3 separate regions of the Homo sapiens genome follow, and regions 1 and 3 are each linked to region 2. A link is a contact called in ENCODE Hi-C or POLR2A ChIA-PET data. All regions are on one chromosome and are shown on one strand. The core of a region is the stretch at or near the end of the contact, and the rest is flanking DNA. Distances in the headings are between cores, read along the strand shown.

Region 1 (4,787 bases), core at 1,190-3,689, 860 kb before region 2:
TAGAGATGGGGTTTCACCGTGTTAGCCAGGATGGTCTCAATCTCCTGACCTTGTGATCCACCCACCTCGGCCTCCCAAAGTGCTGGGATTACAGGCGTGAGCCACCACACCCAGCCAATTGGAGGTACTTTTAAGATAAAAAGAACATTATAAACCCATTACTAACACCCCAACCCTGAAATTCATTTTCAACATGTCTTTCCTTCTCTGCATTTAGTCTTTCACCACATGCTTCTTCCTTTACATTTCTTAATTCTGTGCCCTCTTTTCTCCACTTTGAGTCACAGGCTTAATCCAGGGCCTGGACCAACTGACCCGTGTTTTTACGCCTGTCTCCTGTAATCCCCCTAACTAATCTGTGATCTGTTATCAAAATATGAGGAATCAGAAATGGACTTGGCTGCTGTCTTGATACAGCTCTAACATGGCCTTCCCCATATTATAGAACACACATGAAATCTCTTTACAAAACTATACATACTGCACTTCCTTCCCCCACTCCCTCCCACAAACAGGGGCTAAGAATATACTTTGTGCTTAGTGCTGGGTGGGATGTTTAAGTCATAGGCTTTAACCTCCAAGAGCTTACACAACCTGCCAACTTCCTGGTCGGGAAGTTGGGAGGTGCTAAAATACTCAGGATACTATATACAATGGGGATACTAACAGCACAAACAACAGTAGTAAGTGCTATAGGGTTCAGAAGAGGGAGAGCTACTTCATGCTAAGGCAATCAAGGAAGGCTTCCAAAAAGAGGTCACACCTGAGCTACACCTTGCAGCATGAGCAGGACTTCAATACGGAAAGAGGGAGGCAAACAGGCATTTTGGGCAAAGGGCCCAGGTGACTGAGGGAAGGAAGGAGGGCGTTTTCAGGACCAGCAAATTGTTAGGTGGGGCTTCAGTGAAAGGGCACTTTTTGAAAGGAATTTATGAGGTACTAGGAAGCTTAGTAAGAGAAACAACTAATTTTCTGCTTAAGCCAGACTTCATGGTATAAGTAGAAGAGAAAAAGGAAGTTTAATAATGGAGGTAAAGAAGAGTATCTGCAGGGAGTGGTAAAAAGACCCCAGAAAATGAGAAAACCTGGATCCCAGGCCTAGCTTTGCCAATGAGGGGCTTGGGTGGCCACAGCAAGTCATCTAACCTCGCTGGTCTCAGTTTTCTCATTTGTAAACTGAAGCAGCTGAACTGGCTGACCTCAAAGGTCTCTACAGCCAAAACTAGACCAGCTGTATATTATTTCTGCCATTAAAACATTTATCATGGGAGGAATGAAGGGGGGCAGGATACCTGTATTCCCTTTCCATATAGGTTTCTCTTCCTGAACTTAAAATTTCCTCTTCCTAAACTTACTACCTCTCTCTCTATATATATATATGCCTCCACATTACACATTAACACTTTACTATAGAATTTCATTACATAATTCAACTTAAAGGAAAGCTGATTACAAAGGTGGTGGGGGGTGTAAAAGTACTTGCTTCAAGTTCAGTGTGTGCCCCCTGTCCTGAAATTTTGCTTCTGGCTCACAGGTTCTTCAAGAAATTTATGCAGCACAGCTGAAGCCTCATACAAGTGTATCCAACACCGTGGCTGGAGGGAAAGATATCACGGTATAAGCCATAAAATGTGACATAGTAAGTAAGTAAAGGAGGAAAAGTGAGAATTCTGTTACTCATCTAAACGACCGCTTCCTTTTAATAGTACCAAATGAAGACCGAAATACAGTAATAATTGAAAAGTTAGGGAGAAATCTTAAATTTTTTTAAGTCTCCACTTGAAAATGCAGCTGAAACACGGAAAGTTTTTTGGCAGTGAAATTCGCTGAAAACTGACATTTTTATGCCGCATCCAGAGGTCCCTATGCTCCAGGAAAGGTACCAAAAACAGCACGGATGGGATTTCACTACAGCCCTATTGATCCTATGCACCAAAAGGCCAAAGGCAAATAAACCAGTCCCAGAATTAAAACAAAACAGGCTGGTTCAGAAAGCCTCACCGGCAGCCACCCAAAGTTGAAAGAAGAAAACTTAATGAAATACCTTATTTCATTGCATAGAATCACAATTCAGTTAACAGGCTTATTGTTTAAGCAGTGTAAATACGCGATTTAACACCTGCGGGCACTGCCTGCCGGGACTGGGCAGAAGCGTGCCCAGAGGACGGCGGGCGCCACACTGCACAGCCAGGAGACGAGACGCGAGCGAGGGGACCCGGAGATACTGCCCCCGAGCCGCCGCGCGCCCCCAAAGGAGTAACGCTTCGCTTTCCATCTGTCTGTCCAGCCTTCCTTTTGGGCCCTATCCCCACCCCCGCGTACCTGCCGCCACCGCTGTCCTGCCTTCGAGAGGGCAGCTCCCACTGGAGATCCAAGTACCTGCAGGTCCACTCTGCGGCTACCTCTCCGCGCCCGCGTAGCCGCTGCGCTCGCGCCACTGCGCATGCTCGGCCGGCACCCGGGCCCGCAAACTCTGAATCCACTTGCCGCGTTTTGCCTGCGGCTCCCAGGGGAGGGAAAGGGAAGCCCAGAACCTGGGTTTAGGCTAAGGGTGAAAGAGGAGTTGCAGGCGCTGGGAGCGTGGATGGGGAGAGGTGGACGGGCGCTGCGGCAACGTTATCTCTACCGCCCACAGTTACCCAAGTCTAAAGATGACCACCTACACCCTGGGAATGAGTTTAGCACAGCAGTTCTCAAACTTGAGCGTGGATCAGAATCACCTGGAGAGCTTTTTAAATCACAGATCCCAAACCCGGAAACTGAGTTTCCGATTCAGTTAGGTCTGGAGCGTAGCGCGACAGTTCCCATTTCTAACATGTTCTCAGCGAAAACTGGTGCTACTAGTCTGGGTACCACACTTTGGGACCTGCTGGTCAAAAGGAAAGGTATACGTTATTAAAGGAAGACTTGTTTCTCTCCCCTACTCTTTTTTTTTCCGTTTGTTTCACGGATTGCTTCCTTTTCCTTTAACAGCCACACCTGATTAAAATAAATATATAACTAAAGCCCACACTCAAACAAAAGTGGGATATTTTCTCTCGCATGTGAGTCAGGTAAATGGAATGCTGCCTCAAGAGTTCTCACATACTTTGCCTGAAGCATAATCCGTAGTTGTGGTCTGTCCAACTCAGTCCAGAGAACAGAACAAGGTTTTGCTGCCCCTTTAACTCAAAGTCCCACGTGCCCCTTCTGCGCCTAACACAATATCCAATACAGAATAGGCACCCAACCAACCCTGAGATGGTAACAATAGAAAAAATAAAGGGGGGAAGTTGAAATTATTTTAAGAACTCAAACAAATTGGACGAGCAATGAACTATGAAAGTAGGTGGGCCATGGAGAGGGAAGATAAGGAATTTTTCCCACCTGCCACCTAGAGAATCAGGTGAATTTAGTATTCTTATCTGATTTTTCCCACCTGCCACCTAGAGAATCTGGTAAATTTAGTATCCTTATCTGATACTTATTTATCTAGATATGCAAGGGGAGTTAAGTAAGTTCTCACAAAATAAAGCAAAATATTTCCTTAAAAGGTAAACATACATCTAACATATGACCCAGCCATTTCATTCCTAGATGTTATCCAAGAGAAATTAAAACATATGCTTACACAAAAACTTGAACAGGAATGCTCATAGCAGCTGTTTTTCACAAAAGCCCCAAACCAGAAGGAACCCAACTGTCCAACAACATGTAAATGAAAAAACAAATTGTGGTATATTTATACAATGCAATACTACTCAACAATAAAAAAGAAGAAATACTCTCACACAGGACTCAATATGGATAACTCTCAAAATCGGTATGCTGAGTTGAAGAAGCTAGAGACAAAACATATTGTATAATCCCACTTATATGAAGTACAAACTAACCTATAATGACAAAACCCAGATTAGTAATTGCCTGGAGCCAGGAGTGGAGGGAAGGATAAACTGCAAATGAGCAGAAAAAATATTTTTGGAGGGGGACGATGGAAATTTTCTCTGTTTTGATGGTAGTGACAAGTTCACAGGTGTATACAACTGTCATCGCTAAGTTGTACACTTTAAACATGAAAAATGTGTGTAAATTATTCACCAATAAGTTTGATAAGAGAACACTTTTTCATGAAATACTCTTATGATCTGTTTTTTTTTCGTGGTAATATTGACCAGGGCAGGTTCATGAGGAAACGTAGATTCTAAATATGGTATAACCTGATTTGGGAAAGGTAAAATAAAAAGTCATCCTCTGTAAATGAAGCTAAAAATAATGCATATAAAATGTCTGTAACAACCCTCTGTAAAAGCAGCCAACCCTAAGATATGATTTGTAAATATACCATTGATAAAACCGTTTCCCAAAATTGTTTCCAAGTGTAAAATAATAACTAGAGTATATCATTAGAAATGCACAACCAGGGCCCAGTGCAGTAGCTCACGCCTGTAATCCCAGCACGTTGGCAGGCCAAAGTGGGCAGATCACCTAAGGTCAGGAGTTCAAGACCAGCCTGAGCAACATGATGAAACCCCGTCTCTTCTAAAAATACAAAAATTAGCCGGTCGTGGTGGCAAGCGCCTGTAATCCCAGCTACTCAGGTGGTTGAGGCAGGAGAATCTCTTGAACCCAGGAGGCAGAGGTTGCAGTGAGCCAAGATCAAGCCACTACACTCTAACCTGGGCGACAGAGCGAGACTCTGTCTCAGAAAAAAAAAAAAAAGAAATGCACAACCAGCGTGTAATAATTATATAAAGAAAATTGTTACCTGCTTAACTGATTGTATCACTAGCAATGACAAATAAGGTATT
Region 2 (4,967 bases), core at 382-2,881:
CCTCAGCCTCCAGAGTAGCTGGAGGCCACCATGCCTGGTCAGCTTTTTATTTTAATTTTTAATTGTACAGACAGGGTCCTGCGATGTTGCCTAGGCTGGTCTCAAACTCCTGGGCTCAAGTGATCCATGTAAAATAAGTGGGTCATGTCTAATATCAAGGTCTTTCAAAAGAGAAAGATAAAAATATCTGAATCCAATTGTTGTAAATCCTCTTTGAAACAAGCCCTTAGGAATAAAAGACAAAAGAGCATAAACTGCGAAATCTCTTGATTCTGGTATGTTTACAGTCTCACCCCCCTTAAGGTGAGCAATTCTCTGTATGTTCTCCAATTCTCTCATTTTTCAAGACAAGTCACAGTTTTCAAACGATAGAAATGTCCGTTTTCTTTAACTACCCTCAATAAAGAATTCCACTGAAGAGGGTCTCATAGTAATTTTAAATGCCCTATCTGAAAATACAACTTGCATTTAAATAGCACCTGCTTTTCAAAGTGGTCTGAGTTCTTAGAACCATATAAAATATAACAAGATTAAGCTGTTCTGAAAAGTTTCACTTGGTCTAATATTTTAACTCAAAATATCACAGAAAGAAGACATATTTGTAAGAGGGTTCTCCACAAAGGCATGACTCAGAGCAGCACAGTATCTTCTCCAGGAAATGGCATCCAATATGGAGAGGGGGGTGTGATGGAGGTGAAGTTTTACGTTTCTGAAAAAAGGGCTTACAATTCTTCAGCTTCCATGAAACTTAGATATTCTTGAACCACACTGTTCCCTTCAAGCCACGCTAGTGCTATCTGACCCGTCTTAAATCAATCCAGATTTAAAAGCCATTCGAAGAGCGGCGGTAAGCTAATCCGGAAATGCAATGGCTATGAACACTTTCCTGCGTCCCTCGAGGAGAACTAAGGGTGTCGTTTTGTGGAAGATGACTCTGGAGCATCACTTTGGTGGTGACCAAGACTATTAAAGTTCACTGCTGAATCACGGCCTTTACCCTGACCACCTTGTGTTGAGCTTTTAGAGGTGGGGCTGGGGCTGGACACACAAACCGAAGTGTTTCCTGCTAGTTCCCAACAATCACCCGGTTTTACTTTCTTGGTCACACCCATCACTACCTGAAATTACCTTGTTTAACTCCGTTTATTGCCCGTCTCTCTCCCTAGAACACCAACCACCCGGCGCAGGGCGCCTGTTGCACAACCCCGCAGCCCCAGGCGGCGGCCGCAGCCCTCAGGAGCCGCAGCAGGAGCGTGGCTCCGCGTTCCTCCGGCGCCGGGGCAGGGCGACCTCCACCCACTCTCCCAGGCAGGGCACTTTCCGAGGCTTCTGACGGACGCCCGTCCCTTCCCAACCCCGAGGTCGGCTCCCGGAGGCCGCAGGGCGGCCCTGGACTCGCGTGCAGCGCTTACCCATCACCTGGACCCTGCAGATGGCGCACGTATCGCACTCCACGTCCCAGCTCCACATGGCCACCGCGTTCCACTTCTTGAGGGAGAACATCTTGTCGCCTCCCGACTTGGAGCCTGAGCTCCCGGAGTGAGAGGCCAGGGCGCAGGTTTCCTCTCCGTCTTCCACGTCGGCCATGGCGGCGCCGCGGAGCCGACGGCGGAGACGTTGGCTTGGGGAAGGCGGAAGGCTAGGGCGGCTCTGTGGAGCCGCCCGACGGGCCACAGCGCCGCCCGCAGGCCGCCAGCCACCGTGGTGCCTAGACCCCGGCTGCCCACGATTGGCTGGCGCGGCACAGTGACGTCACCTGACGCCAGCGCCAGGGGGGCGGGCAGGCCCCGCCCTCGCCGTCCTAGGCCAACTGAGAGGGCTCGGGCCCTTATGGGGCGACGCCGCTGAATCTGCCTGCTGCGCTGCGGGGTGTTACGTCTGAGCAGGCGCACAGATTGTGCAGGGATATGTGTCCTGCTTTACGGCTTCATTAAACCTACTGCTCTCAGAAATTATCTTGTTAATTTATTCGTTTGTCTCTTCCCTCCCAAATGTAAAACTCTATCAGAGCAGGAAACATGTTGCTATCACCACATTATCCTCCGTATCTGCAAAATGCCTGGCCACAGGAGGCACAATTATTTGTTGAGTGAATAAATGATCTTAAAGATCTAGAAATCTGGTTCAGTGATTCTCAAAACTTTTTGGTCCCAGGACTCCTTTTCACTTAAAAATTATTAGGACCTTAAAGAACTTTTATTTATGTAGGAAATGTGTAAATATATATATATATACACACACACATATTATGTATGAATATATATACACATATACAATGAATATATGTATATTCATATATACATACATTTCCTGTATATGTATACACACATATGTAGAGATTAATGTTTGCTTTTGAAGAAATTAAAACATTTTAAAATGTATTCATTAAAAATCACAGTAGTAACCTCATTACAGGTTATCATTAGAGGGATGACTTCACATACCATGTAGTTGCTAGAAACTCCGGTGTACACTCGTAGAATGAGAGTGAAAAGAGAGAAATAGCTCTAAATATTGTTAGGCAACTAGTTTGCCCTCTTTTGACCGCTAAAAGAGGTCGGGATCCCAGGAGTCCCGGTGTGTGGCGACACAACCCACACTTATTTTTCAGGCCCCGCTCCCTCAGCTGCACAGTCTCCATTCCTTCTGCTCAGTACATTTGAGCTAGTTTAACTTCCTCTTTTTATATGTAGGACTAATGAGGTCTGAAGAAGTGAAATGACAAAGATCACATCGTTATTATAGTAGTGCTTCTACGGCTAGCCCACCATCACATGTGTTTCCAAGAAAGCCGGTATCTCCATTGAAAAGAAAACAGAAGCACAGCCAGCCTAAGGAGATGCCTGACCCCACCATCACCTAGTGGTGGACAGCTACTCTGTCAAGTTTGGATTCTGAGCCTCTCCCCATCCCCTCATTTCCTGATACCTGGGCAAAAGCTAACCAGACTAATGGAGCCTGGCAGGGGAAACAAGAATGCATTAATATACAGAAACATAAATATGGACACAGGGTCACATTTGGTTAGATGCAAATGCGTATTTGTTGAGTGGTGTGTTAAGGGCTGTGAGGGTACAGGATGCAGTGAGGGAAAGCCTCATGAGAGAGGTAGAGGATGCAGTGAGGGAAAGCCTCATGAGAGAGTAGAGGATGCAGTGAGGGAAAGCCTCATGAGAGAGGTAGAGGATGCAGTGAGGGAAAGCCTCATGAGAGAGGTGAAGTTTGAACTGGGGGAACATGGGAGGTCTTCAGGGCCAGTGGAGAGAGCAAACCTCTCTGAGCTGTTGGCCAGAGCAGGGCACAATGGTGGCAGCAGACAGGAATTGGACCACACCTACTTTATAAGCCAGACACCCATTGGAGTGAGCACACAAAACATGTGTTCTCTTCTTACTGAACGACCACACATCTGCCTAGAGATGGCTGTAAATGCTAGGTATCTAACAAAGAAGGAAGGCTGGCACCAGAGGAGGATAAAACGCACCCAGTTGGTGAGAAGTTTGAAAGTCAAAAGGATGAAATGGTGAAAAGGAAAAGAATGGTTTCGCTGGAGGAATGGTATGTGCCCTTGCTGAGGCATGAAATCTGGAGAGAGGTGTCTGCTGCAATGAAATTTAAAATAGAAGCCAGGAGGGAGCATAGGGGCGGGAAGTGGGAAGGCAGGTGGAGGAGATGAGTACAGTTTTGACACACTGCATGTCAGGAGAACTTTTTCTCCTGACAAAAAGAACAGGAATGAGTGATGCGCCAGAGTTCAGTGCAACAAGCAAGCATGCATGGGGAGAAAGGAAAGCAGGAGTGAGGCAGAAAGTTCAGGCTGCAGCAGCTGTTCAGGCGTGGTGGGGCCAACGGGTCCCCTGTGATTACCTTCCTTTGGTTCACCTTCATGAGGGCTTGTCTGCCATCATGAGCACCCAAAGGGCAGGAACTATAGGTGGCCTTGAATGCAGCAAAACAAATATCTGTCCTTCTCATGGCCTGCTCAGTTCCCACTCCACCACTGTGCATTGTTCCTCTCACCAGTCCTTGGTGTGTGGTGACACAACCCACACTTATTTTTCAGGCCTGGCTTCCTCAGCTGCACAGTCTCCTTTCCTTCTGCTCAGTACATTGAAGACGTAGTTTCTTTCATTTTGAGGACTTCTCTTAAGCAAAATATTTGAGGACTAACTAATAAATATTTAGGAAAAACTTGTCTCAGTACAAGTGGACATTTTTGTTATTTCTTTGGTCCTCACTCCAACCATCATTTCCCCCTTCTATGCCATTCATCTTTAACAAAATAAGTTTTCCTGTTGCCAGGGAGGTAAAACTTTCACTCTACCCTCTTAGGTTCAGTATTCGGGGGATTGCAAATTAAACCAACAAAACACAGCTTAGCAGGAGAAAAGATAGATTTTTATTCACTGAAGCAGTCAGAGTTCACAGAAAATTATGACTCAAGGAGCAATTAGAATTTGGGGCTTATATACTGTCTAAATAAAGGAAAGGGAGAAGGAGAAAGGGCACTTCTGGGAAAAAACTTTCAGAAAAGATAAACAGGCCTTTGGGAGAATAGATGGGAGATATGATAGTTTTGTGACAAAGTCTATTAGGTGATTTATTATCCCAGTACCAACTTCCTGTTTCTAAAGATAGGGTCAATCTTCCCTGGTTTTGAAATTGCTGGGAAGGAATTTAAGACAGTTGAATTCTTTTGAGAGGCAAGTAAGTTCAGGGAAAAAATTAAAATAAAATAAAACAACTCTTCCTGCATCCACTGATTCTCAAATGCCTTTAGCTCAAAATAATCCTTATGCTATAGTGGCATATTCTGGACTTCTTTCCTGTACTAGGGAAAGAAATAAAAACAAAAACAAACCTGATGACATTTGCTTGTTGAGCTGGAGTAGTTTCCCCAAAAGGACCAATGTTTGGAACCATAATGACAAAGCAAGAAAATTGTTCCTAGAGGCTAGAGATCAAAG
Region 3 (4,799 bases), core at 2,112-4,611, 800 kb after region 2:
TTGGCTAGCCTCTCCTACTACGTGAGGATACAGCAAGAGAGTATCTTCTATGAGGAAGTAGACCATCATCAAAAAACCTGTTACTGCTTTAATTTTGAACTTCCCAGCCTTCAGGACTGTTAGAAATATTTGTTATTTATAAGCCACCAGTTTTTGGTATTTTGTAATAGCAGCTTAAACAGAGCAAGACAGAGGAAAAGGAGAGGTAGTAAAAATTAAGGAAATGAGACTAATAAAAATATGGTCAGAGTGAAGCGGAAATAAATCACATTAATTATACTTTTAAGTATTCTACTTCTGCCCTGATCTTCAAGCAAACAGGTGAAATAATTTAACAAATATCGTTCATTATACCCAAATGGGAATTTCCTACTGAATAAATAATAATGATTGAGCAAATGAATGAGCTCCAGGATATAAAAATAGACAGTTCTTAGATCATCTTTGATTTTACTCACTACATATATTAAATTATCTGTCATAAGAGCTGCAAAGAAAATACTTCATCCACTTAAAATCTTAAGGTATATAGCTCCTATTTGAGACAATATCTCCCTCAAATAGAAAAAAAATGAGCTGCCTCTGTAGATATATGCAGCTGATACAATAACTAGACAATGTACAATTCTATCAGTCTTTAAAAATACATTTAATAGTGCTTTCATCTCTATATACATACATTAGAGGTACAGCTAAAATTAAATCACATTTACACCTTTTTTACAGGCTGTCATGATATCGTTCCTTAACTCAATTAACCTAACTACTGACCTTACAAACTCTGAATATTAACTCTGGCAAAAGCATAATGGGATCAAAGGGTGTCTTAAAGAAAGCACGAGTTATGCATGTGAGTATTTCACCCAGAACCAAGGTCCAGTGCTGGTGTTTAACAATACAGCTACTAGGCTATTAGAAATGTGGGATTCCGATAAACATATTTGAATATTACAATTCTACTTATCAGAAAAACAACTTAAAGGCTCCATATTCGGAAAACCCTTGCCTAAGATTAAATACTCTGTGAAAGGTTACTCTTGGTTCTTTTAAAATATACTGGGCTTCCTTTAAAAAGATAAGGTGTGTTTTACTGAACTCACTTATGTAACCACATATAAAAATAAAATCAAGATGAGATGCAAAGGAAGAGAAATTATACGGCTGAGCACCTATCTTGTATCAAATCCTACATACCATATCTCATTTAATACTCTAACTACATATGCTAGACTGGGGGGGAGGGGATGGAGCTCCTAATCTGTGTGTTTAGATGCTACAAACACCTCCCATTCCTGTTCTTAAACCAGAAAACCTATATTTACATGTTTTTATAACAAAATGATGATCCTAATCCAAAGTGGGAAATTAGTGCAATCAAGCTAACATTTATTTCAAATATAAGTATGCCCCATTTTTAACTAAACTTGATACATGAATCCTGAACGCAGAATAATAGAAATGTTAGGAGCTAGAGAAGGGCTTTAGAGATCATATAATACAACCTCCTAATTTTATAGATGAAGCAATTGAAATAAAAGTGTCCATTTTTCACCCAAATTAAAATAGTGCTAGACTACATCTGCGGTCTCCTCACTTCAGGGTTATAGATCTAATTACAAGAGGGAGCTCAATTATTTGCATGAGATCTTTTCAAGAGCATCTACATAGCTACAGAATTTTTTTAAAAAGATTTAATTTGCCTGATTATTGGCAGTAAACATTTCAGAAATATGGAAAGCAAACTGCCTAAACTGGGTCTCACAGATCAATAGAAAAATATTGTTTTTATGCCAGAACAGTGGCCGGCCCATAATTGGTGTACAACAAATATTTGTTGATGAAAGTGTGCCAACCTAAAGAAAGTATTGCCATCACTGGCTCAATAGAGTCCATATGTCCAACTCAAAGCAAGGCACCGTGAATAGAACTGCGTGTGTATTTCTTTCATATTCTTAAAAGTCGATCTAAAAACTGCAGGATTTAAGAAGATGCCGGTAAGAGTCTCAGCATAATTCACCGAAGGCATTTTTGATAAGAAAACTCTTTATAATCCTCCAAATAAGTAACTCTTAAAATTGCTATGATTCTCCAAATGATTTAGAAGGAGCAAATCTAAACAGGAGGCTAAACTGGAAGCTCTAACACTCATTTTGGCAATCAGGGAACTAAGACTTTAGGCTTAGTCCTAATCTTGCACACACATAGTAACTATTAACACTATCTTCAAAAAATCTGACCTCTCTCCACTCCTACTTTCTCCTAAGCAGCAGAAAAGCAAGCGGTGTTCAAGAGGGGTGGTTTTCTCGAAAGGAATCTGACCCCAAAGGTACTGGAAAGCTTTGCACCCCATTCACCACCTGGAAAACCTCGGGCAAGAAATTTTCCAAGGGCTAGAAACACCCTACAGCAACCACGGGAGAATACCAAAGCCTTCCCCGCTCGATCCCGTAGCCCCCTTACCACCCACCTTGCAAAGCCGAGCCCGGAAATGAGCGGCCCGAGGTCCGAGGTGGGGCGTGAGTGACGTGCAGAGGCCCAAGCGAGCGCTGCAAGGAGCGAGGGCTAAAGGAGTCTCCGGCGCCCATTTTGTCCTCAGCCTCCGCACTTTCCGCCCCGTCCCCTTGGGCCATGCAACCTACGCGAAATCCGAAGCCAGGCTCCTCAAAGCGGCCCTGGATCCCCGACGCCTGCTAGATTGCGGCGTGCGGCCAGGTCCAGCGGCGTCCGGGTAATCAAGCGCCGACCCCAGCTCTTGCCCGCGTCTCCTCAGACGCATGGATTCGGCCTCCGCCTCACCCCGGCCCCGCGGGCCCAAAACCTCACTCCCGGCCCGGGTTTCATGCCTCAACCCTCTTTGCCCGGGCCTCACTCTCTCGCCCTCGGGCCCGGGCCTCACCCCCTTGCTTCCCCGAACCGGAGCCCCCCTCACCACCCACGGGCTGGGTCGCTCCCCTCACCCGCAGGCCCGTGGCAGCTCCCCGCCCAGGCCTCACTCCCGCCCCCCCACCCCCCCACCCCCCTCGGCCCCCCTCGCCCCCCTCGCCTGCGTCTTCGGCCCCAGCACCCTCAGCCCCAGTGCGCACGCCCCGCCAGGACCTTACCCTCCGGCAAACAGATGCACCAGCGTGTCCCTCTGGCTCATTCTCTCTCCCGCATGTCCTCCGGCCGCTGAGGCGGGACGCGGATCTGGCCGCCCGCTACGGCAGGCGGCTTCGGTCCCGGACTGGAGACGCACAGCGCCCCGGGGACGGCGAGGAGAGCTGGCCGAGATGCGGCTGCAGAAAGCAACCGGCACAGCCCTCCCCGCGGCACTCCAGCCGCGCCACCGCCTGCCTAAGCGCGCCGCCCTTCACCAGAGGCTGAAAGCGACGCAGCGCAGCGCGACGGAGAGTGGGCGGGGGATGGTAGGGGGAAGATGACTATTTGATGGCTCCCGACATAAACAGAGGCTCCCATTGGTGTGAGCGTCGTGACGTCACGCACTCTGCAGTGTTCTTTCACGTGATCCCTACGGGCTCTTTCAATGAAAGGGGCCGCGAGGCGTGGCCAGAACGCGTGCCCGGAGGGTGGTAGGTCACCGCGCTCCTAGCACCTGAGACCTGGGGCGCCCCTGGCCTGAGTGAACGCGCCAATCACGGCTGCACTCTCCTGAACAGGGAACTGGCGGGGCGGGAAAAATCGACTTGGTTCCGGGTTCGCAAGCGGATTTACTTTGAAAAAATTGGATTTATGACCCAGCAGTTCCCTTGGTGTCTATCTCAGAGTAACCCTCGCACAATGCATAAAAAGGTTTGTGCACGGATACTCCTATATAGGCTCACAAACAGTACAGAATTATGAACAATGCTTGCAGTTGCAGAAAATTGAAATCAGTGGGGGAATGAAGAAATAAATCATGAAACATTCCTACTATGGAATATTATGCAATCGTGACAAGGGATGAGGTGATTCCATATGGCAAAAAATCTCCCGAAGTGTGTAATAAGTAAAAAAGGCAAGTAGAATTAAAATACTTGGGTTTGTTTTTAAAAGAATAAAAGTTCATGGGAAATGGAATTAAAAGATAAAATTTAAAAATATAAACTTTGTTTTTCAACGTAAGCTCCATCAAGTTAAAGACAGTTTGGTAAGTGATGATACCGGCTCTTTAGTCCATCTGTAAAGAATTGAGGGTTCTGGGAATTTAATCATGAAAATGCAGGCTTTTTTACGTTATTAACTGAAGAAAAATGGGTGCCATTTACAGATTTTTCACGATTAGAAAACAAAAATATGTCAGAAGGAGCCAGGTCAGGAATGTAAGATGGATACCTGATAGTTTCCCATCGAAATCCCTGGAAAAATGCCCTTATTTAAAGAGAGGAATGAGCAGGAACATTGTCCTGATGGAGAAGGACTCTCTGGTGAAGATTTCGTAGGTGTTTTTATGCTAAAGCTTTGCTTCACTTTCTCCTATAGTAAGCGGATGTTATTGCTCTTCCACCCTCCAGAAAGTCAACAGGCAAAATACCTTGAGCATCCCAAAAAGCTGCTGCTATGACTTCGGCTCTTGACCAGTCTACTTTTGATTTGACTGGACCACTTGCACCTCTTGGTAACTATTGCTTTGATCCAGAATCATACTGAGAAAGCTATGTTTGATCTCCTGTTACAATTCTTCAAAGAAATGTTTCAATATATGATCCCACTTGTTTACAATTTCCATTGAAAGCCCTGCTCTTGTCTGCAGCTCATCTGGGTGCAACAGTTTTGCACCCATCGGGTGAAAAGTTTGCTCAACTTCAGTTTTTCAGTGAGAA

What was found. Hi-C counts contacts between places; a loop is a spot of excess contacts on that map. ChIA-PET counts read pairs that join two places held with the same protein, here RNA polymerase II (POLR2A). Pooled maps may share reads with other maps.
Region 1: a loop to region 2 is called in a pooled map, with 7 times the contacts of the local background. The contact joins the promoter of PLS1 here to the promoter of RNF7 in region 2. A Hi-C loop is called at or near these places in 6 of 50 pooled maps. POLR2A ChIA-PET finds 5 or more read pairs at or near these places in 2 of 52 experiments (T-cell and activated B cell).
Region 3: a loop to region 2 is called in a map of B cell, with 34 times the contacts of the local background. The contact joins the promoter of SLC25A36 here to the promoter of RNF7 in region 2. A Hi-C loop is called at or near these places in 5 of 168 maps with a recorded cell type or tissue (B cell, CD8-positive, alpha-beta T cell and naive thymus-derived CD4-positive, alpha-beta T cell), 10 of 37 single-sample maps with no recorded cell type and 17 of 50 pooled maps.

What each region holds. Positions count from the first base shown.
Region 1 is chr3:142,594,045-142,598,831 of GRCh38, reverse strand. PLS1 (plastin 1) reads right to left here and starts at 2,439. Exons shown (of 16, transcript NM_001145319.2): 1 at 2,323-2,439. PLS1-AS1 (PLS1 antisense RNA 1) reads left to right here. Exons shown (of 4, transcript XR_001740938.2): 4 at 1,535-2,923. RefSeq lists an enhancer at 2,144-2,383.
Region 2 is chr3:141,734,962-141,739,928 of GRCh38, reverse strand. RNF7 (ring finger protein 7) reads right to left here and starts at 1,631. Exons shown (of 3, transcript NM_014245.5): 1 at 1,413-1,631. The coding sequence starts at 1,587. RefSeq lists enhancers at 480-1,158, 1,359-1,598, 1,159-1,838, 1,949-1,998, 2,039-2,088 and silencers at 1,159-1,338, 1,599-1,858.
Region 3 is chr3:140,940,398-140,945,196 of GRCh38, reverse strand. SLC25A36 (solute carrier family 25 member 36) reads right to left here and starts at 3,361. Exons shown (of 7, transcript NM_001104647.3): 1 at 3,102-3,361. The coding sequence starts at 3,142. RefSeq lists enhancers at 2,208-2,437, 2,077-2,924, 3,018-3,387.